2 separate regions of the Mus musculus genome follow, and region 1 is linked to region 2. A link is a loop called in an ENCODE intact Hi-C map of the cell type or tissue named here. Cell type or tissue: gastrocnemius. All regions are shown on one strand. Links, peaks and the distances in the headings refer to the core of each region. The heading gives the core; the rest is flanking DNA.

What was found. Peaks named below come from ENCODE experiments on the same cell type or tissue, not always from the same donor. Only the 100,000 strongest peaks of a DNase experiment are listed, where the experiment ranks them.
Region 1: a loop joins it to region 2, with 3 times the contacts of the local background. A loop is called at or near these places in 10 of 42 quality-filtered maps.

What each region holds. Positions count from the first base shown.
Region 1 is chr5:74,526,157-74,536,990 of GRCm38, reverse strand. It overlaps Scfd2 (Sec1 family domain containing 2), which reads left to right and starts at 5,249. Exons shown (of 9, transcript NM_001114660.2): 1 at 5,249-6,209. The coding sequence starts at 5,372. Fip1l1 (FIP1 like 1 (S. cerevisiae)) reads right to left here and starts at 1,500. Exons shown (of 18, transcript NM_001159573.2): 1 at 1,230-1,500; 2 at 146-190; 3 at 10-49. The coding sequence starts at 1,311. In gastrocnemius, for the core only: no CTCF peak of the experiment used is centred there; DNase peaks (open chromatin) are centred at 1,525, 4,899 and 5,225; H3K4me3 peaks cover 2,796 bases; H3K27ac peaks cover 1,862 bases.
Region 2 is chr5:74,304,869-74,315,702 of GRCm38, reverse strand. The region is part of intron 5 of Scfd2 (Sec1 family domain containing 2); the gene reads left to right. Among named protein-coding and RNA genes, the nearest start is that of Gm32064, 6.3 kb to the left of the region's middle. In gastrocnemius, for the core only: a CTCF peak has its summit at 4,122; DNase peaks (open chromatin) are centred at 1,950 and 4,113; H3K27ac peaks cover 1,994 bases.

The DNA of each region.
Region 1 (10,834 bases), core at 1,456-9,455, 220 kb before region 2:
TTCACCAACCTGGCATTTTCTTCTTCTGGCCTTTCAACTTCATTCTCATCTACCAAATAAAATAAAATAAAATAAAGTAAATAAAGAAACCAAGCTTAAGCAACAAGTAGTATAGAAATCTGAAGGGAAGATCACAAGCACTAACCTAGATCCTTTGCCAAGTCACTGTGCACATGCACGTCCCACGGGCCTACAAGCATAGCCAAAGTTAGATCACTTCATAAGCAAGACACATCTCTTATGGAAAGAAATACAAGGGGATTTACACATCATGCTAAGAGAAACCCCACACATTTCACATTTTAAGGGTAGTACCGATGCTGTCTTTCCACTAAAGAAATAATCAATTTTACAAGTTTATCGGAGTTTCATTACTAAAAGGCTGCTTAAGACGCTAACGTTCACTTTTATATAATCTATGAAATTTATGTCAAGAATGTATGCTCTAGGAAAGAACAAAATACTTTCAAATCTGGTATAACAGCCAAGGGGGATTACGACTTAAAGTTAAAACTCAGACATCAGACATGTCCCCTACAAAAACAAAGTACATGACGCATTAAATTTGGGGACACAAACACAAAACACCGAATACAAGCCTATGGGAAGAGTCACGAGATACAACTATGACGTGGACTATACAGGGCTCTTTAAAAAGCAAAAAACAAAAAATAAAAACAAAAACAAAACACTTCACCTTAATACAGGCCACAATTCAGGGTTTTCTTTATGGACCACAGTGTATTTCATCTGTTTCTTTTAATTAATACTTTTAAAGCACGACTTTCAGACAAGGAGGTACCCTTGCAGGTGCATCCCATACAAACTGACCATCAAGAAACAAGACGTTAGTTTCATTGCACTGACTTTATTTAGCTGCTATTACAGAATGACGGTTTCTGAAAGAAAGGGACGAGGAGGGGCACCCCATAGCCACTGAGCAAGAGAGACACCAAAGCGGCTCAGAATCGATAAAGAGCATGAATAGAGAGCGCAGAAGCGAGGAGGCCCGGGCGGTGCGGAGGAGGGCGACGCAGGGCTGCCCGGCCTCCTTGGCCCGCGTCCACCGCGCGGTGAGTGCCTGCGGGTCCGGGCGAAGGCCGGGAGCAGGCCGCACTCGGCCTAACCAAGGCCGGTTAGGGCCAATACGAGAGGCCTCGGACGCCTGGGCCTGAAACGCTGGGAGGAAGGCCAGAGAGAACCGGGGAGACAGACAGGAAGTTCCGTACCGCCATACAGCCACTCTTCCTCCTCATCCCCTCCGGTCCCGCCGCTCAGCTCCACCAGGCGCTCCACCTCGCCGGCCGACATGGCCGCCCCACGCACAAGTTAAAGGCGGCGGCCAACAGCTCTCTCAACCCCTTTTTCCAGCCTCGCCGTCCCAGGGCGCGAGAATGGGAGGGAAGCCGCCGGTAAGCGAACGAAGAGCGCGAGACTCAAATCTGGGGCCAACCTCGGTGGAGGCGGCGACCCTGAAGAGTCAGCGACCGATCCGTCTGCGCATGCGCCGCAGGCACCCAAGCGGCGCGGCGTCTCTAGGTGGTTACGCTTCCGCGGCGGCGGGCACCTGGGCCTCTCATTGCGCAAGCGCCGCGCGATTGGCTCCTCCCCCTCCCCGCCCCACCCCAAGGATTCTAGCTTAGCTTCTCAAGAGTGGCTTTCTCTGGGGCTTCTGGTCTTCTTTGAAGTTCCCTTCCCCCAACCTTCCTCCCACTCCCCAGTTCCCTTTGCTACACCATTGTTCTTTTCTGTCCCTGTTGCCTTTCTCCCTCCACTAGTCTATTTTAAAATCCTGAAGGCCAGCATCCCGCACGGGTTTGACTGAACCACAATTGTCAATTCGTCGAAATTTTAACAACCAACAAAAGAAAAATTTAATATATAAAGGATGCGTTCTCTTTGTTTAAAAAATTATTAGTATTGGGCATAGTGGCACTTGGTAGGCAGAGACAAGTCACCCTGGTCTACATAGTGAGTTCCAGGATAGCCTGGGCTATACAGGGAGACTCTGTGGCCGGAAAGTTTTATTTAAGTTACTTAAACTGGTCATCTGAGTGGAGGGAACCTTGGTTGTGAAAATACCTCCATAAGATCGGGCTGTAGACAAACCTGCAGGGCATTTTCTTAATTAGTGATTGATGAGGAGGGTCGAGCGTTAGACTTTATCTGTATCACTTGATTCCTCGTTACCTGAGTAGATCACGAGGGTTTTAATTCTTCTTAGTTTTGAACTCTTGTTTGCTATGCCCTGTTCCCCTGTAGGAAATTCTTAAATTGTTTCAACTTCTGTGTACAATTTCCTCGTAAAAATCTTCCCTGAATTCAACAAATATGTATGAAAGTCTACCCAAGTACTAGGAACTCTTCAAGACTATATAGATTGGCGGTTAAAAAAAAAATCCTTTCTTTCATGAAGCCTTTATTCTAATGGAAGATGATAGACACATCATGTTGATAAGGATTTAAAAATAATAGTAGCTGTAAAAAGACCCACGGCCAAGTGATTAAAAGGGAGGTATAATCTAATATCACGTGGTAATTAATTAATTAATTAAAATAAGTAGATCCCTTAATGGAGAAGGGCTGTAAGCTCTGTGGGTTTCTGCATGGGGGCTACTTGACAAGGAGATTAGGAACATGCAAAAGGCCCAGAGACAGAGAAGTTCCAGGCACCCAACTGCATTTGGAGTAGAGTGAAAGGCAAATGTAGATAAACTGAGTATGCAGATGGGGTGAGCAGGGTTGGGGTGAGGGGAGTAGAGCAGAGCTAAACTCTCTTTTAGACCACAAGTCTTATTGACTACATAGCCACTTTCCCCAGAATCTTCACTAGGCCAAATCTGCCTTCGTCTTGTTTAACTTTCACTTCCATCTGTTGTATGGTGCACCATATCCTTTTGGCCTTTGATACTATCTGCTTGAGAGTACCGTGGGCAGTTACCACCACCACACCGTGGTTAGCTCCATTCTCACTGTTAAGTGCATCTAAAGTAAAATTGGGTGGTTTCATGAGAGAGTTGATTGTCTTTTGCAGAGTGAATTGCTTTTCTTTCCAGTCTGGAAAAGAGTTTGTCTTTCAAATCATTGTCTAGACAAAGAGTTTAGACATCAACAACGAGTTGATTAATGAATGGTGGTGAATGCGGTAGGAGGCCTGCGTGGTGGAGGTAGCACTTGAGCTAAGCTTTGAAAATGATTTCTACAAAGCAGAGAAGCTCATAAAGCTCTAATGACCATCCTTCAAAGCCTCTTCCTTCCTTCTTTCCTCCTAAACTGAATCCTTGTATGGATATGCTTCCTTGGTTAGGATTAATCTCTCCATTTGCCATGGGAAACTTTGACATTAAATAATTTGACTATTTTATAGACTGTCTCTTGCTTCTTATATTATGAACTCATCTCACTACAATATCACATTTATCCTGAGTATACTTATTTGCCATCTCATTATTTATTGCTGTTCTAAGCAATGATGATGGTGATGTTGCTGCTAACCCAGGCCTGGCAGTGCATCCTGTCCTTCCAGGTCCTCTGGAGGCCAGGGCTAGAGCTTGACTCAGGCTAGCAGAGTAAGACTCCATCTCAGAACAATGTCAATAATAATGATATCATTTAATATGAAGTATACTTTTTTTTTTTGAAACAGGGTTTCTCTGTGTAGCCCTGGCTGTCCTGGAACTCACTGTGTAGACCAGGTTGGCCTCGAACTCAGAAATCTGCTGCCTCTGCCTCCCGAGTGCTGGGATTAAAGGAGTACGCCACCACCTACCACCACCCGGCTGTGAAGTATACTTTTGAGAAGTAATGAAAAGGAGTGCTTAGCTATAAGAATTAGACAATGAATAGATTACTGCTCAAATCATGCCAAGAGACCAGGTATGGTGGCATATGCTTTAGGGAGGTCAAAACCCAACTGTATACACACACACTCTCTCACACACAGAAACACACGAATAAAACTTTAAAATGAAAGCAATTGCCATGTGTCACAACTAGATGAATGATGTTAGGTGAAGTAAGTTAATCACAATAAAGCAGATAGTACAGGGACCCAATTATAAGACCCACAGTGCCAATGCAAAGAGAACAGGATTAAAGTAGAGGCTGACAAATGCTGGGGGGGGGGTGCAGGGAGCTGAGGTTGAGGGTGGCAATTGTTATTTAAAGGGTATATAGTTTTGAAACTATTTTGATTTTGCAAAATAAAAAGTTCCAAAGATTGGTTGTACAGCAGCATGAATGTTTTTTAATGTTTCCGAACTGTACATTTTAAAATGACTAATGGTGGACATGGTGGCACACACGTTTAATCCAAGCACTAGGAAGGCAGAGGCAAGCAGATCTCTGTGAGTTTGCAACGAACCTGATCCACATCATGTGTTCCAGGACAGCTAGGGCTGCACAATGAGATCCTGTCCACACATACTCACACACACACACACACACACACTCACTCACACACACACAATTAGAACAGTAAATTACTAAATTTTTTTATCTCATGCATGTTTCCACAATTAAATAATAATAATAATAATAATAATAAAACAGGTTCTAAACTGAGATGTGTAGATCAGTATATCTATTCCTCAACCCAATTCTCATCTTAGTAGCTGTGAAATGGACCCCAAAGCCTTTTGACTGTGTGGAGACAGGATCTCTCTGTCTCTCTCTGTGTGTCTGTCTCTGTCTCTCTCTGTGTATGTGGTGTGTGTGTGTGTTGGGGATGGGTGATTGTGCGTTTTCCACAATTGGCACATGGAGGACAATTTTTCCGGGTCCTGTTTTTCTACATTGAGTCCGAAGGATCAAACTCAGGTCATACGACTTGTGTTGCAAGCGCTTTTAGCCTTATGAGCCATCTTGCTGGTCCCAAAAGGTATTTCACGAGGCTGGAGTGCACCAACGCAGAAGATAACCTACACAAGACCAACTATTACGTTGCAGTAGTTGTTTGGCTTCTCCAAGTTCAGATGGGGGAAGTACTTTGCTTCAGACCAGGTTTTATTATTCCCGAGAATTCTTAACCTGGAGGAAAAGGTGATGAGAGCTGACAAGGGAGGGACGAACAAAACCCATTTCAATTCTTTCCTAGAAAGCTGCTGCCTCCAGCTTTTCAGGGACTATCGACCCTGTAAGCACATTCCGTTCCTCCTTCAAGTGCAGACGTTCCTTCCGCCAGCCCGCGCGCCTGATCAGCCAATGAGCGCCTAAGACGTCATCACCGCGCGCGCGAACGCCGAGCGTCAGAGACAGGCCCACGTGTACTGTGTTGACTGTCAAAGTACTCAGTACCCGGAAGCCCTGCGTTCTGACCTGAGTTCCCGCCCGTACGCCGGTGAGACCCCTGGCCAGCTGGCGATACGGGATCATGAGCGCCGCGGGCATACTGGCCTTTGCCCAGCAAGGCTGGGAGCAGGTGCTGGCCAAAGTGAAGTGGTCCGTGGTCTACCTGGACGCTGCCTGCGCCGAGAGCCTGCACTGGAGCTGCGGATCCAGCCGGCTTCTGGAGGCGGTGAAGGGTCCTGCGTGTCACCTGCGGGAATTTGAACCCCAGGCCATTGGCGGGGGAGCCAAGCAGCCCCGGGCGGTTTTCGTTTTGAGCAGCCCGCTGAAAGGCCGGATCGTAGACACTCTACAGAGTATCATTTGCCGCAGTCACTTTCAGCACTGTGTGGTGGTCACAGCCGTGAGCCACGCAGTCCACCTCACTGCTAACCACGTACCGGCCGCTGCAGCGGCCGAGCTCGAGGGGCAGCAGCCGGTGTTCGAACAGCTGGAGGAGAAGCTCTGTGAGTGGATGGGCAACGAGAACTATACGGCCGAGGTGCTCCACGTCCCGTTGTTTCTCGCCCCTGTTGCCTCCCATCTCGCTTTTACTCCAGCCTTTGCTACCCTCTTCCCACTGCTACCTCAGGATGTCCACGCTCTTAACAGTGCCAGACCCGACAAGAGGAGGCTGAGCAGCTTGGGTGAGGTGGATGCCACTGCCCTAACCCCAGAGCTGCTGCTGTACATCAGATGCCTCGTGTCAGGCCTCAGTTCTCTGTGTGAACATCTAGGGGTACGAGAGGAGTGTTTCGCCGTGGGTCCCCTCAGTCGGGTCATCGCTACAGATCTGGCAAATTATGCCCCCGCCAAGAACAGGAAAAAGACTGCTACAGGCAGGGCTTCTGTGGTCTTTGTGGATAGAACTCTGGATCTCACAGGTAGGTGGCATTTCTGGGAGTTGTTCATCTTCACTCTCCTAGCTAGAGGATCTGTTCATTGATTCAGCATATGTGTTTATTGGCCTCATATTGAGGTTGGCAATATAAAGATGAACTAAAAGAACCAGCCCCTAATTTGACAGCATCTGGAGTTAAGTTTTGTCTAGTGGAGAGTGGACATAGATAAAGCACAATTTTATTTGTTAAATGCTGTAAGCGGGCAAATATGGCTTTAGTGTGCGTTGCTTTTGATAAAACAACCGGGCCTAGTCCAAGAGACTGGAAAAAATGAGATGACCTTGACATGGAGGGAATTGCCATCACCTGAGACTCTTAGACATTTCCAGATACCAGTTGTCTTAATTAGGGTGTCTATTGCTGTAATGAAACACCATGGCCAAAACCGACTTGTGGAGGATAGGGTTTATTTCCTTACACTTCCACACCATAGTCGATCATTGAAGGAAATCAGGACAGGAACTCAAACATGGCAGGAACCAGGAGGCAGGAGCATAAGGCGGTAGCGGTCATAGAGGGGGTGCTGCATACCATGCTCCACATGGAATGACCTTCGTTTGCTCCCTAGTACCTACATGGTGAAAGGAGAGCACTGACTTCCTCCAATTGTTCTCTGATCTCCACACACACAGTGTGACTTGCACATGCACTGTCCCCCACACATATACAAATAAATAGGTAAATGTCTTTTTTAAAAAGTGAAACTGAATGTACATATGAGAAGTTGGAAAAAAGAATTGTAGAAAATATTTTCAAATGTGCATTGAAGTTTGTATAGCAACCTCAAATTGCAGCAATGTAATAATTATTTATACCTGCGAGGAAGAAATCTAACCTTAAAATAGGTGAAGAAAATTCTGATTCATGATGTGAGCACTTATTTTTAGAGGTCACCTTTGTTTTATAGTTAAGTAGATATAGTTCAATAATAGTATGTGCTAGCTGTTCAAGGTCACTGAGAACAATCAGAACACTGGTCTAAGCCAGTATTCCCTTTCCAGGTTAGAAAAAAAAAATGTTGAATGATGTTATAAAAACCAGTAAGAAGTATATTTGAAATTTTAATTAGATGAGTTTTAAGATCATAAAATAGAGAGTAAACTAAATGGCAGTTCTGAGGAAATGCTACTGGGCGCAATCTTTTGAGGGTGTCCTGAGGGTAATTATAATTAATTTCAAGAGGGCAGCAGTGGCCATGTCACTCACAGAGGGCAGAAGTCTATAAAACAGAAAATATAAGCCTGCAGAAGGTTTTCATACCTCCTTATCACCAAATCCCTTGCACATTGTGTACAGTTTTCTCCTTCCTTCACATTACAAAGGAGCATTCCATCCCTCCTCACGTTTTTACCTATGCAGACTAGCTCAGCACTCTCTACCTTCTCATGAGTTCACTTCTGCTAAACAGTCCTCTATAGACCATTTTCCTCCTTTTCTCAGATTCTCTCTTTTTTTAATTAGATATTTTCTTTATTTACATTTCAAATGTTATCCCCTGTCCTAGTTTTCCCTCTGAAAATCCCCTATTTCCTCCCCTCTCCCCGTTCTCCCCAACCCACCCACTCCCATTTCTGGCCCTGGCATTCCCCTGTACTGGGGCATAGAACCTTCACAGGACCAACGACCTCTCCTCCCTTTGATAACCGACTAGGCCATCCTCTGCTACATATATAGATAGAGCCACAAGTTCCACCATGTGTTTTCTTTGATTGGTGGTTTAGTTCCAAGGAGCTCTGAGGGTACTGGTTAGTTCATATTGGTGTTCCTTCTATGGGGCTTCAGTCCCCTTCAGCTCCCTGGGTATTTCTCTGGCTCCTTCATTGTGGACCTTGTGCTCTGTCCAATGGATGATTGTGAGCATCTACTTCTGTATTTGTCAGGCACTGGTAAAGGCCATCAGGAGAAAGCTATATCAGGCTCCTGTCAGCAGGCTCTTGTCGGCATCTGCCTAGTGACCGTGTTTGGTGGTTGTTTATGGGGTGGATCCCCAGGTGGGGCAGTCTCTGGATGGTCTTTTCTCAGAGTCTCATCATTGGCCTGCAGGCAGAATGGAGCAGGACCTTTCTTGACTCCTCATGATCACCCGACTTCAAGTCCCTTTCATTTATTTGGCTTCATTTTGTAGCTGGCTTTAGAGAGCTGTTCATATTTGCTGTTTCCACAGACACCTATGTCAGTTTTCTCTTGACTTCTAGTCTTTTAGGCTTTTATATTTCAAAACTTCTGAGATCCTGACTTCCCCAGTGCCTTCTGTGTTACCAAAGCCACAGTTGAGTCACAGTGCTCCTTTGTGCCTCCTGAACGTCAGAATACCCTTTAGTACAATAGAGCAGAACAAAAAGTAAAAGGAAACTTAGGGGTAGGGAGGTGGTTCAGCGGATAAGTGCTCACTACACAAACATGAGGGGGCCTGAGTCTGGATTCTGCCTGTGCTGGCCTGGGTGTGAGAGCATCTTCAATCCAGTTCTAGCCAGTGGTCGTGGTGGCATGAAGAGGCAGATCCAGCCAATCAGTGAGCTCCAGGATCAGCAAAACTGTCAAAAACAAAACAAAACAAAAACAAAAACACCACAGAAAGCCAAAAAGAGATGGAGAGTCACAAAGAAAGACATGCATTGCCTATCTGCCTTCCACAAGTACATGCAAGAGTGAATATTTCAGCAAACTCACACACACACACAGAGTGAGAGAGAAAGAGAGAGAGAGAGAGAGAGAGAGAGAGAGAAAGAGAGAGAGAAAGAGAGAGAGAAAGAGATATGCTCGCACTCACAGAGGCACACCCCCTAATTAAAAATAGAAAGTACAAAAGGTAGAGAGCTAGCATTCATAGTGATGTTACTCTATGTGATTTTATCAGCCATAAATTTAGCATGCTGGCTCCCCCCCCACCCCGCCCTGTCCTCCTATCATGGTATTCATGTGTTCTAGTTTGCTTTTAGTTGCTATACTAAACATCCTGAGCAAAGGCAACTTGGTTGGAGAAGGCTTTATTTGGTTTCAACTTCTGGGTAATAGTCCATCACTGAGTGAAGTCAGTGCAGGAACTCAAGCAGGAGCCTGGAACAGAGCTCGTGGGGTGATACTCTTGATGGACTTGCTTTCTTGTACAACCCAGGACAACATGCCCAGGGGTGGAACTGCCTACAATGGGCTAGGTCCTCCTTACCAATCATTAATCAAGAAAATGCCCCATAAGAATGCCATAAGACCAGTAATCAGGCTCCCTCGGAAAGATAGAAAGAACTCAGGGGCTTGTGTGGCTCAGTATTCAAGCCTACAGAGGTCAGATGGCTGCTAGTGATCGTCTCCATACTAAGAGCCCAGCTACGCTTCTGAGATAGCCATATCCATCTCCCTAAAGGTGAAAGGGTTAATGGGAAGGATGTCCAGATAGAAGTCAAAAGCACACTGCCAGCTGTTTAAGGTCCTGCCCTCTGGGGAAAAAAAGAATGTTATAAGACAATCCAATGGAGGCTATTACTTAATTGAGGTTTCCTCTTTTCACATAACGATGTGACAAAGAGTAACCAGCAGTATTCATAGTTACACGTGGCTTATCTCCTCTCACACAGTACCTCAAACACTCCACGTTGGCCACTACCCAGAACCAATAATTGGTTGCTTCTTGTCCTCCTTTCATGAGAATGGAATGGAAGCTTGTATATATGTGTGTGTGTGTTCGTTCTTTCGTTACTGTGTATTTACTAGCAGTTGGAACAGTTACTTGAAAACCATATGTAGTCAATATTTATTTATGTATCTGCTGATTGATGAAATGTATTGCTGGGTATTGAACTCAGGGCCCTTTGCATGCTAGGCAAATGCTCTACCATTGAGTTGCATCCCAAGGCCTTGGTGTTTTGAAACAGGATCTCACTAAGTAGCTCCCACTGGCTTTGAACTTACTATGTGGGCAAGGCTTCTTGTGAATTTGTTACCTTTGCTTCTTGAGTCCTGGGATTTCAGGCATTGTGCCACTAGCCTGGAAATAAGCATTTGTTAATGACTGGGTAGGTCAGTAGATTAATGTTTACTGGGAACTAGACAGTCACCAAGTTTAACACGTTTTCTTTTTTTTTTTTTGAATTCTCTAAAGTACTTTATTAGTTTTTTAAGTCTTTACATTTATTTTCTCTGTATGTCTTAGCACAGGTGTGCATATGGGGGTCCAGGTTCTCTACCTTCTTGTGGATTCTAGAGATTTAAACTCGGGTCATCAGGCTTGCTGACAAACCTTTATCTGCTGAGCCATCTCTCCAACCCCACATTCTCTGAAGTACTTGAAAACAAACCTCCTATATGAAGTATCTGTCAATGGAAAACTAACTATAATAATTAGTTATTTTATTTTTGAGCAAGGTCTCATTATAGAGCCACAGCAGGCCTGAACTTGCTATATAGATCAAGCTGAGATCTGATCTCTAACTCGAAGTTCCACCTGCCCCTGTCTCCCGAGTGCTGGACTAAAGGTCTGAGCTGACATGCATGGCTTTGTTTCAATAGGCTTTACACAGTGGTGGATAACTGCCCTTCAGGGATGCCCTGAACTCACATGAAAGCTTACTTACTATTAGTTTGCAGTAATTCCTTGGACACATTGGAAGCAC
Region 2 (10,834 bases), core at 1,017-9,016:
GCCCGATAGAAAGAGGCTCTTATTGACAATGCTACAGTTACACATTTATCAACAGCAAGGTTATCCAACCTCTTCGAATCCAAGTGGGATTTTGAGTCCTGTCCTTCTCTTGATCCTGTGACGAGTCCATTTATAATTAAAGCAACACAACTGTTCCATGTTAAGGAATACCTGTTCATAGTAGAAAATCATGAAGATAAAACTTTTAATGAGCTTTAACTATTTAATCCCATCACCCAAAGATAATCACCATAAGTGCTTTTGTAAGTCTATATAAAAATGTATATATACACATAAGCATATATGGCTTCAGATACAAATTAGCCTTTATATCAGGGATGTGTTTACAAGAATTTATTTTAACATGTGAATTATATTCTAAGGCTTACTATTATTTATTCAGGCTCTTTTCTATTTTTGTACATTTGATTGCTTCCAAATTTTGAACATCCTTGTATATAAATCTTTGTTCTTATCTTTGATTACTTCCTTAGGATAAAGTCCTAGAAATGGAATCACTAGGCCAAAGGTTATAATCACTCTTCAGGTTCCTGATGACTTTGGGTCACACTGCACCCCCAGGAAATTTGCTGAGGCTCGTTCTCGTCAACAGTGTGGAAAGAGGACCTGCCTCAGCACACTCAGCCTAGCCTTGGGCATTGCTCATCCTTTACCAGCAGAAATAGGATGTGCCATGGCTCTAATGCTTCGTGCTCTGCTCTGCTTAACACTGTCCACCCCAAGTACATTTATAACAAAGATCACTGTGGCCGTCCTCACACAAAGACTAATGAGAGAAGACATGGCCACTTAAGACGTGACCCACAGGAGCCCATACTGACATTGTTCCTCATCAACAAGACTCTGCTGTGAGTCTTGTTAAATGTGTGTGTCCTTAGCATCCTTTAGGAAGGTTGTGTTTGGTCTCCAGGGTCGGAATGCTGGGTCTCTTTCCCATAATTGTCCCACAGTAAATGGAACCCCAAGCGTGAAAACTGCACTTCATGGGCCCGCTGGAGTTGTCCTGCTGACAGAAAACTGATTGACTGAATCTAAATCACCATGACTTATGTGAGTCTGCCCACTCGGGATGAATAGGGAGAAATCATCAGAAGGAAATTGGCCTCTGAAGTGTGAGAGCATTGGATTATTGCCGTCAGGGGCAATGCCTGTCAGGAACACAGCATCTCTGCCTGGCTTTGGGTTGCTCTGCGGATTCTACCTCCCTTTCTCTGGGCATGTGTGCTACTTCTTTCATTTCCCATTTGAGCCATCCACAGCTGGCAAGGGTGGACATGCTGCTTATATTTATAATGTTTACTTTGTTCCATAATGATACCAAATTTTCACCAACTTTTTCTTAAGTGGTTAAAAATAGAGAAATGACTCAGAATATTGAATAAATATGAGTGCCTACACCTGTCAAAGACTCCAGGGTTGGCTGCAGCCTCCCCATTGTGACTTCCAGCATAATGCAGGAGGACAGTGAGCATAGGTGCTCTCTCACGGGCTGATAATAGCTTTGGAGAATGGGTAGGATGGCATGAGGAGAGGAGAGTGTGGTTTGCAGATGTGTGATTTTAGATGACATAGCTAATGAGGGGCTCTCTGAAGAAGATTCTGAACAGACCCGAATGGACGTGGAAAATGACCCACCAGCTTGCTGGAACCCTTCTCAGATCTCAGCCAAGAACATCAGAAGAAGCAAGGGGGGCTGGGTGGTGAGGAGGCAGAAGCCAGGACAGGGAGGACCTCATGACTCCCATGCGGACTTCGTCCCTGGATGGAGAGAGGATCACAGGGATTTGAGCAGAGACATGGCATTATCTGATGCTGCTTTGGGATGGCGGTAGAGGCAGGTTGTCCACAGACATGAGGAAAGGAGGATGCCGGCACAGACTCTGGGAGATGAGCGGTGAGAAGGCTCCACCCAATGCCATCTGCATGGTACATAGCAGCAAGCCAGGCAGCCAGCTGGGGTGAGGGCAGAGGAAGCCTGAAAGAGGGAGAGCAGGAGCTGGAGGGGCCAGAGATGGCAGGAGGAATAAGACTCTGTGGTTAGGAACACCGTGGTGACATGAATAAGGGACTAGTGGATGAAGCTTACCGTGGAAATTGCTGCAGGGACTAGGCAGCTGCCTCTCCAGCCTTTTCTACCTGACCAGCAGGTACCGGTGAGGTTCTTCAGTGTCAGTACAGTAGAGCTCTAAGAGTGGAGTTGTAACAAGCATCCTGAGCTGACAGAGAAACCATCTGACTGCACCTTCAGTTTACGTGTAAGAGTCTGATTCCCACCAAGAGGTGCCGTCGCCTCTCCACTCACTCAGTCCCTGCTGTCTCCTCATTCCTCAGCACATCCCCTTTGTTTTACAAACAGATCCTTATTCTTAACCCCAGAATTGATTTTAAAATAACTTATTGTTCCTACCATTGGATATTTTTAAGAATCATACTTTGATGAAATCCAAATGGCTTCAATTTAAAAGATACAACAAGGTTTTATCAAACACTTTTTTAAATGGTGTTATTTAGGGACCAGACACAGTAGTGCATGCTTGCAATCCCAGAGCTTGGGAAATAGATGCCGGAGGATGTAAAATTCAGGGCCAGCCTGGGCTACATACTAAGCACTTGTTTAAAAGTTTTGTTTGTTTGTCTGACTGTCTGTTTATTGTGTTTGTCCATGCACAAGCCTGCATGGCATTCAGTCTCCTTCAAGATGCACACAGAAGAGGTCCACCAGCATCATTGGAAGTTTGGGCGAGTTGCATCGCTCCCACGGCACGCTTCTAGTAAACTTGTTTCCTTCATCCTCTCTGCTTCCGTGTGATTGAAATGTTCCCGAGTTGGTTTCTTCAAAGTGTCAAGTGGTCCGCGTGGTGCCCTTGCTTTTCATGTGATTGAAATGTTTCTCACATTTGTCCCTTGTGGGTGTCATGTGGACCGTGTGGCGCCCTTGCACAGCCCTTCCCAGCATTTGATGAAGTTTCCCTTATTTTTAGGAATCTGAAAATAGCCCATTGTATTATAATTAGCCAGTGGTAACCACCCAAATATGATTAGTATGGCAAGGACTTCTGCTTCTTCTCTCTTCCAGGGGAGAGGATGTGGGTGGGGGGAAAAGGCTGGGTAATATTTTGAGCATTTTTTTAATGTCGTTAAATACTTAAGAAGCCTTAGGAAATATTTGTGTTTTCAGGTTCTCTAGGAGGCTTTTGAAAAATACTTACACAGCTAATTTCAAACGAAATATTTAAAACTCTGGGGAGCTAAGTCTTTCACTTTTATCCTAATAGAGCCACTTATAGTACCAGCCTTCAATTTGTCTAGTACAAAGAAAATGAGAAACCTGCCCATGACTAGTGAGCTCAAGAGTGGTCTCAGTCAATGGAAAGTTCATTCCCAAAGTTCTGCACAAGTATTTAGCAGAGTTTTAAAAATTCCTATTGTAACAGTTTTGCCCAGTTTTTCTGACTCTCACTAAGCCCTAAGAAGAACACACTAGCGCAGACAAGATTTACCGTTTGCTTGGCTGCTTTTGCCTCTGTATGATCCAGGAGTGCTAACCCAAAAGATGCCTGCAGCAGTAGATTACTTCCCATGGCAACTGACTGCAATGTTACAAACATGAAGCGTTGGCCAGTTCTGCCTGGAGAGTAAGGACAGTTCCTGTTCGAATGGGGTCACTCAAAACTGAGGCCAAGGGTGACATGATCAGAGCCGCTTCCAGCATGTGTCCTTTCAAAGAGATGTTCTCATCGCCCCCAGAGCTTCATTTTAACTTGTGAGAGTTGAGCTTGTCTGTTGTTGTTGTTGTTGTTGTTGTTATTTAATGTTTTGTTTGCCTTTTTATTTCCCTACCCAAGTTGACCCACTGAGAAAGAAGTTATTTTTAGCTTTGGAAACCTCTGTAAGAAACAGTCTCTGCCTTCTAACTAAACTTTACAAGAAAGATTTATTTTGGAACTTTGGTCAAAAGCATCTGTACTCTGCTGGACAAACATCTGTCTTCCAACAAGAGTTGCTGGCCTTCTGATGCTGGTTAATCTGGGTTTGTACTTCAGAGTCCCACAGAGCAGCGTACACTCATTTGTTGATCCATAGCGCCTCTTGGTGGCCAATGTAGGTTACTGCAGAAGGAAAATGAAGCCCCCTCCCTTTCCCAAGTTTAGCAAGTTCTTAGAGACAAGTTTTAATGCAGGCACAGCTTGAAGATATGATCTGAAGAAGCTATGGGAGCACACGAGCTGGGCCGCTCTGCTAGAGCATGGCCATGGCAGAGGATCCCACTGAGCTGGTGTTGTAAGGACGATGGGAAGAGCCACATACTGACCAACCTCAGCCTTCTCTGGTCTGCCTGATTGACAGCATGCGCTTGACAGACTGGGCTGTTCCTGGCAAGCCTGCTCCCAGTTCCCCTGTTGCTTCTTCCATGCATGGGCATAAGATTATAGATGGGGTTTTTGTCATTAGGATGCTTGCATTCTTTACTGTCAGTTCCTTCTAAGGAGAGCTGTTGTCTTCCCCACCTCTGAATCCCAGACACGAAGCCCAAAGTCTGGGTGCATGGGAAGTGTCTAAGAACCAATCGTGATGCATGAAGACATAAAATTCATAATTATGGACTGTCCTAACAACACAGGCATATTCTTAGTTTTCATTACTGTACTTCTCTGTATTTACTCTTGTTAAATTCCCTTAAATATAGTGATCTCCGCTTGATGAAAAACCTAGGCAGAAAATAACAGCTCCCCACCCCATAACAAAGCTGGGCAGTTGAAAGGCGTCCCCCACTTCTCCCTTCTGACTTTCTAACTTTTAGTTATCTGCTAAATCATTACCTTGCAGTGTCAGTTTGTATTCAAAACATCTGCTAAAACTACTTCACCAGTAACATTTTCTAGTGGAAACTAGCTTAGAGTAAACCTAGTCCCCTATCTCCTAACAGCAGGCAATGCCGAATTACAGTGGCTTTCACAGACTAGAGATCCATGCTATGTCTGATTGTACCCTAACCAATTGTATCAGGGTGTGCTATGTAGAATTTTTAAAAAAGATATATCTGGCTATGTTTGAGAATTGAGCTGTATCCCACTGACCTCATATGTGTGTTCAACAAATATTTATTGATTTCCCATTGTGTACTTGGCATTGTGTAGGGTATGGAAGTAGATAAGTGTTTTTCTTCCCTAAGTCTTGTGAGGAGCCCCAGGCACCCTGATGCAGTGCACTCTGAGCTGTCATGGAATCATGCGTACCCAGCAGGCTAAGGCAGTGTAGGGGTGTGTCTGCAAGGGAGCTGCACACTGATGCTGTATGGATGGACTCTGTGGCCTTATCAAGGCAGCGAGCCACCTCTGTGGAGTCAGTCTGGGAGTAGTGTCTTGGAGGAGAGAATAGCCACACAAATAACACTGCATTCCACACATAGAATGTTCACATGGGCAAGGCAAGGAAGGAACGTGTGGATTGTAGGTGTGGTGGATAAGAACAGTTTCTGCCTGTAATTCCTCTGATCCCAGCCTTCAGCATCTTTGCTGAACTCTGTGTATCGGATCTTCATGCAAGGCGTTTCTCATGCCTGGAACATCACAGCCTCTGGTGTCAGGTCTAACCTCCTTTCATCCTGCAGAAAGTCAATGCAGCAGCCTGTGCATCTTCATTCCAGTGCCCACCACACCACTATATGACACAGTGTGTCCCCCTCTCCTCTATACACAGGAGAAGTGTTCTTCCTCTACATATATAAAGCGTGTACTGTTTTTCATCAGTACCTAATCCTCTTTTTGGTATTTGGGGCTTAATAAAGATGCATTGATCAGATCAGATAATTAATTTAATTCCTAATGGCTCTCTGATGACATATCTCTGTATGTAACTTCAGGACCCTGGATATTTGTGAGTTTATCCTTTTTATTTATTGCTAAAATGAGAGGAATATGGAAGGCCTCCCTATGTAGAATTCAAGCCAACATGTCCTTTTTCACAGTAGTAGACCTAAGACAGTTTGGGGTGTCTCTATCAAATACCTCCCCTCAGGGATCAGGGAACCCCTTGAAAGAAGAGGTGGGGAGAGTATACGAAGCAGAGGGGAGCGAGGACACCAAGGAAACAAGACCCTCTAAATCAACACTGTCACAGTTTGTATGAACTCACAGAGGCTGAAGCCGCAATGCACCAGACCTGTATGAGTCTGCACCTCACCCTCTGAGTAGATAGTATGCTTTCAGCTCAGTGTCTCTGTGGGATCCTGGGTGTGTGCATGAGTGGGTCTCTGATTCTTTTGCCTTCTCTTGGGCTCTTTTTCTTCTGTTTGTCTTAACCAATTCTGGTGTGCTGGGTTTTTTCCTTTTATATTTTATTATAAAAAGCATATTCTTTTTATTGTTGTTACATTTACTTCCTATGATAGCCGGGTGTGGTAGCACACACCATTAATCCCAGCACTTGGGGGGGGGGGCGCAGAGGCAGGTGGATTTCTGAGGTCAAGGCCAGCCTGGTCTACAGAGTGAGTTCCAGGACAGCCAGGGCTACACAGAGAAACCCTGTCTCGAAGAAAAAAAAAAAAAGGAACATTTACTTCCTATGTATGTATATATGTATGTATGTCCACCTGTGTCGGGATGCATATGCCTGTATGTATGTATGTATGTATGTTCACGTGTGTCGGGATGCATATGCCTGTATGTATGTATGTATGTATGTATGTCCGCGTGTGTCGGGATGCATATGCCTATATGTATGTATGTATGTATGTATGTCCACGTGTGTCGGGATGCATATGCCTATATGTATGTATGTATGTATGTCCACCTGTGTCGGGATGCATATGCCTGTATGTATGTATGTATGTATGTCCACGTGTGTCGGGATGCATATGCCTGTATGTATGTATGTATGTATGTTCACGTGTGTCGGGATGCATATGCCTGTATGTATGTATGTATGTATGTCCGCGTGTGTCGGGATGCATATGCCTGTATGTATGTATGTATGTCCGCGTGTGTCGGGATGCATATGCCTGCATGTATGTATGTATGTATGTATGTTCACGTGTGTCGGGATGCATATGCCTGTATGTATGTATGTATGTCCATGTGTGTCGGGATGCATATGCCTGTATGTATGTATGTCCACGTGTGTCGGGATGCATATGCCTGTATGTATGTATGTATGTATGTGTGTCCGCGTGTGTCTGGATGCATATGCCTGTATGTATGTATGTATGTATGTCCGCGTGTGTCGGGATGCACATGCCTGTATGTATGTATGTATGTATGTCTGCGTGTGTCGGGATGCATATGCCTGTATGTATGTATGTATGTCCGCGTGTGTCGGGATGCATATGCCTATATGTATGTATGTATGTATGTCCGCGTGTGTCGGGATGCATATGCCTGTATGTATGTATGTATGTATGTCCGCGTGTGTCAGGATGCATATGCCTGTATGTATGTATGTATGTATGTCCACGTGTGTCGGGATGCATATGCCTGTATGTATGTATGTATGTATGTCCACGTGTGTCGGGATGCATGCCTGTTTTTCAGTAGAACTGACAACTCTGTGGCGCTGATTCTCTCCTCCCATCAGGTCGGTTCCAAGGATCAAACTCAGGCTTGGTGGCAAGTGCCTGTGCCTGCTAAGCCATCTTATTAGCCCAAAGAATTGTATTCTTAGAGATAAAAAGAACATATCCAAATAGTAGAGAGAGAAATGTCCTCCTTGTTGTTGGATTTCCATGAAGGAAGTGGTCATGGTCTGTAAGGACACAAGTGGATGTTCTCTGTTGAGTTATTCAAGCATCTCTAGCATTTTTGACTCTATAGGAAAGTGCATGTCTAGGGGGAGATTGAGGCCCTAAGTATTGCACGGCTTTGTTTACAGGCCAGTATTGGATAAATGTCAAGGACCAATGATTTGGCATAACACTACCATGTAGAGAGTAATGAGAAGTCCCAGAAAGCTGCAGGGTAGTGTGAAGAACTGATGGCCCTTTCTGCAGAGATTTTCTCTCCTTGTCTGAGAAACAGCTCGCTCGCATGCACCTTCCCCCCGGCTTTGAGATCCTACCAACTTTTTGACCATGGAAGCCCCAGCTTTTGACCATGGAAGCCGTCTGGATTTGCTGGTGGCCACGGTGGGGGAGGGGGGTGTTACTATGTGGATTGGAGAGGGACTCTGCATCTCTGTAGCACTGTTCCAGTGTGGATGTGGTGCAGTTCAGTCCACTGTAGCCCTTCCGGTCATAAATAAGACTACTTTCATTTCACTTGTGGAACATGCTATCCCTCGGAGTAATGACTTTCCAGTGTGCCTTTGAGCATACAAACGTGGTTTTCATTAGCTCTCTCTCCCCTTAAAAAAAGAAAGGAAGAAAGAAAGAAAGAAAGTGGCTGCAGAAGAGAATCTGAGCAAAATTAGTAAGATGTCAATAACTGCAGATGCAGCTTGCACAGTTGGCTAGAGTAGACTGAGCAGTGCCAGCAAGGCACACATCTGCCCCTTCTGAAAAGCTGGAAGGTGCGGGTCCAGCACAGAGAGGTGAGCTTTACCCTATGTGGACAAGGGAATGAGAGAGAGAGAGAGAGAGAACTTTTGCTCAAGTCTTCTTTTCAAGGAAGATTTAGAACCTGTACCAGAAAGCTCATACAACCAAACGGGAAGCCCCGAGTACTTCTGGGACTGCAGGTCGACTCACCAAGGCAGCCTGCCTGCCAGGCCACATACACAAAGAAAGGCTCAGCAGCCTCTCCCAGCCCCACATGTGCCCAGCTGCTGCAGAGGGCTGAAGGTGAGGCTCTTCTCCTGTGCAGTTTGAAGCTCTTGCTATGCAGTGGCCCATGAGAGCGGAGAAAGGCTTTTTGTCAATGTCAAAACCATACCCAATCCTGAATGCTCTTAATGATCTGTTGACTTCTGCCAGGCTCTTTTTTATTAGTCTTTGCTGTAGTTTCATTTTGGTGGACATTGGGGTGGGGGTTGGTTTTGGGTTTTTTGGGGGGGAGGGTGTTGGTTGGTTTGGGATTTGCTTTTTTTTTTTAACTACATTTCTGGGTATGAAAAGATGGACTCGGAGCAGGAGATATGGCTCAGTAGTGAAGAACACTAACTACTCTTCAAGAGGTCCTGAGTTCAATTCCCAGCACCCACATGGTGGCTCACAACCATCTGTATTGTGATCTGATTCCCTCTTCTAGTATGTCTGAAGACAGAGGATTCATATATATTAAATAAATGAATGAATGAATGAATGAATAAATAAATAAATATGTCTGAAGACAGAGCATTCATATATATTAAATAAATAAATAAATGAATAAATAAATTTTTTTAAAGAAAAAGAAAAATGGACTCTTCTCAAATCTCAGCAAAGAAAGTTACTTTTTCTCTACAGATAATACATAAATTCTTTCCAAAATTATTCTCTCTGTCCCTCATTTCAGGCTCTGGTTTATACTGTGTTATTTATATTTCTATAGAGAATACAACAACAACAACAGTGTTTTGAAATCATCAAAGAATTTAAGTCCAAGCCACAGGTTGTCCCTAACAATTTAGTGTGGGCCAAATTTAGAACCCCAAGAAAGAAGCTTGGAGTGTCCTAGGGAGGCACAGTCCTGGCCTCTTAGCAGGCGTCCTTGTTGCCATTTGGAAGCACAGCTGGTTTCCCTCTAAAATGTGGGTGGAGCTCTATATGGCTGCAGCACCTCTCCTAGGTGCAGTCTGCTTCCCCAAGATGTGCACAGCACAGCACAGCTGCCTAAAAACAAGCTTCCATTTCACGTAGCGTAGAACAGGAAATTGTTTCTGGCTTGTTTTTGTTGTGAACAGAGCAACTATTGCATATTAAAAATCCCCTGTTGTTTAATATTTGCTTGGTAATGTGCTGGACCCTAATCAAGTCCTTCTTCTCACTAAATCATGTCAACTGTGGCACTGTTTTGATTGGAAGCATGAATTGTAACATAGAAAATCTCTCAGGACATAAGCCTCTGCAGCTGTGGAAGGCTGGAGCGTGTCTTCTATGGGGACTGGAACCTGAGTGACTGCTTTAGGGGAAAAGCTAAGATGGAGTGAAACTCATAAGGTGTGCAGAGATTTCAGACAGGGTTTTATTGTAAAAGCAGCTGGGTAACAATGTGCTTATTGCAGTAGATACAGAATAGTAACAGTTGGTCCATGAATTGGCAGGCCTGCTGTCTTTTGCCTAACTTTCTAGGGGAAAAATTGAGTCCAAATGTAAAGTGTGAAATTAGGCATTGCTAGTGCTTTGCAAGTGTTTGAACTCAAGATGTGCTGGGGGGAAAAAAAATCTTCATTTCTTGAAGGCGTTTTGCAGGGTTTCTCATTACTGTCTTATGACATTAATTATTCTTGGAACAAAAGAGGTGAAAGAGTTATAAATTTTCATTTTTCTAAGGATGTGGCTGACTAGACTCTCCCCGCTGTGTTTGTAATGGAGGAGTGTCTGCCGAGTATAAAAACACGTGTGGGAAGGGCTGGATCCCAAAACATGAAAAATAAGCACAGAGAACTAAAGCTTTGCTCAAGGCCAAGGCCAAGCCTGTGCCTGCAATAGTTTGTTTCCATGTTGTCTCTTTGTTCTCCTGTTCATTCCTTCATTCAATCAATAGTCCGTTAAAACATGTTTATTGAGCATCTACTGAAGCCAGTGTTGTGTGCCAGGTACTGGGAGGTCTAGTTTAAAGGCAACTTGCCCACAAGGACAGGGACTCCCGCCAAGAATGTTCTGTCCTCGTTGCTGTAGTATAAGGAGCAGCTGGACTCCCCAAGCAGCCTTGACACTCAGCAGAAGCTCGGGTGTCTGCAT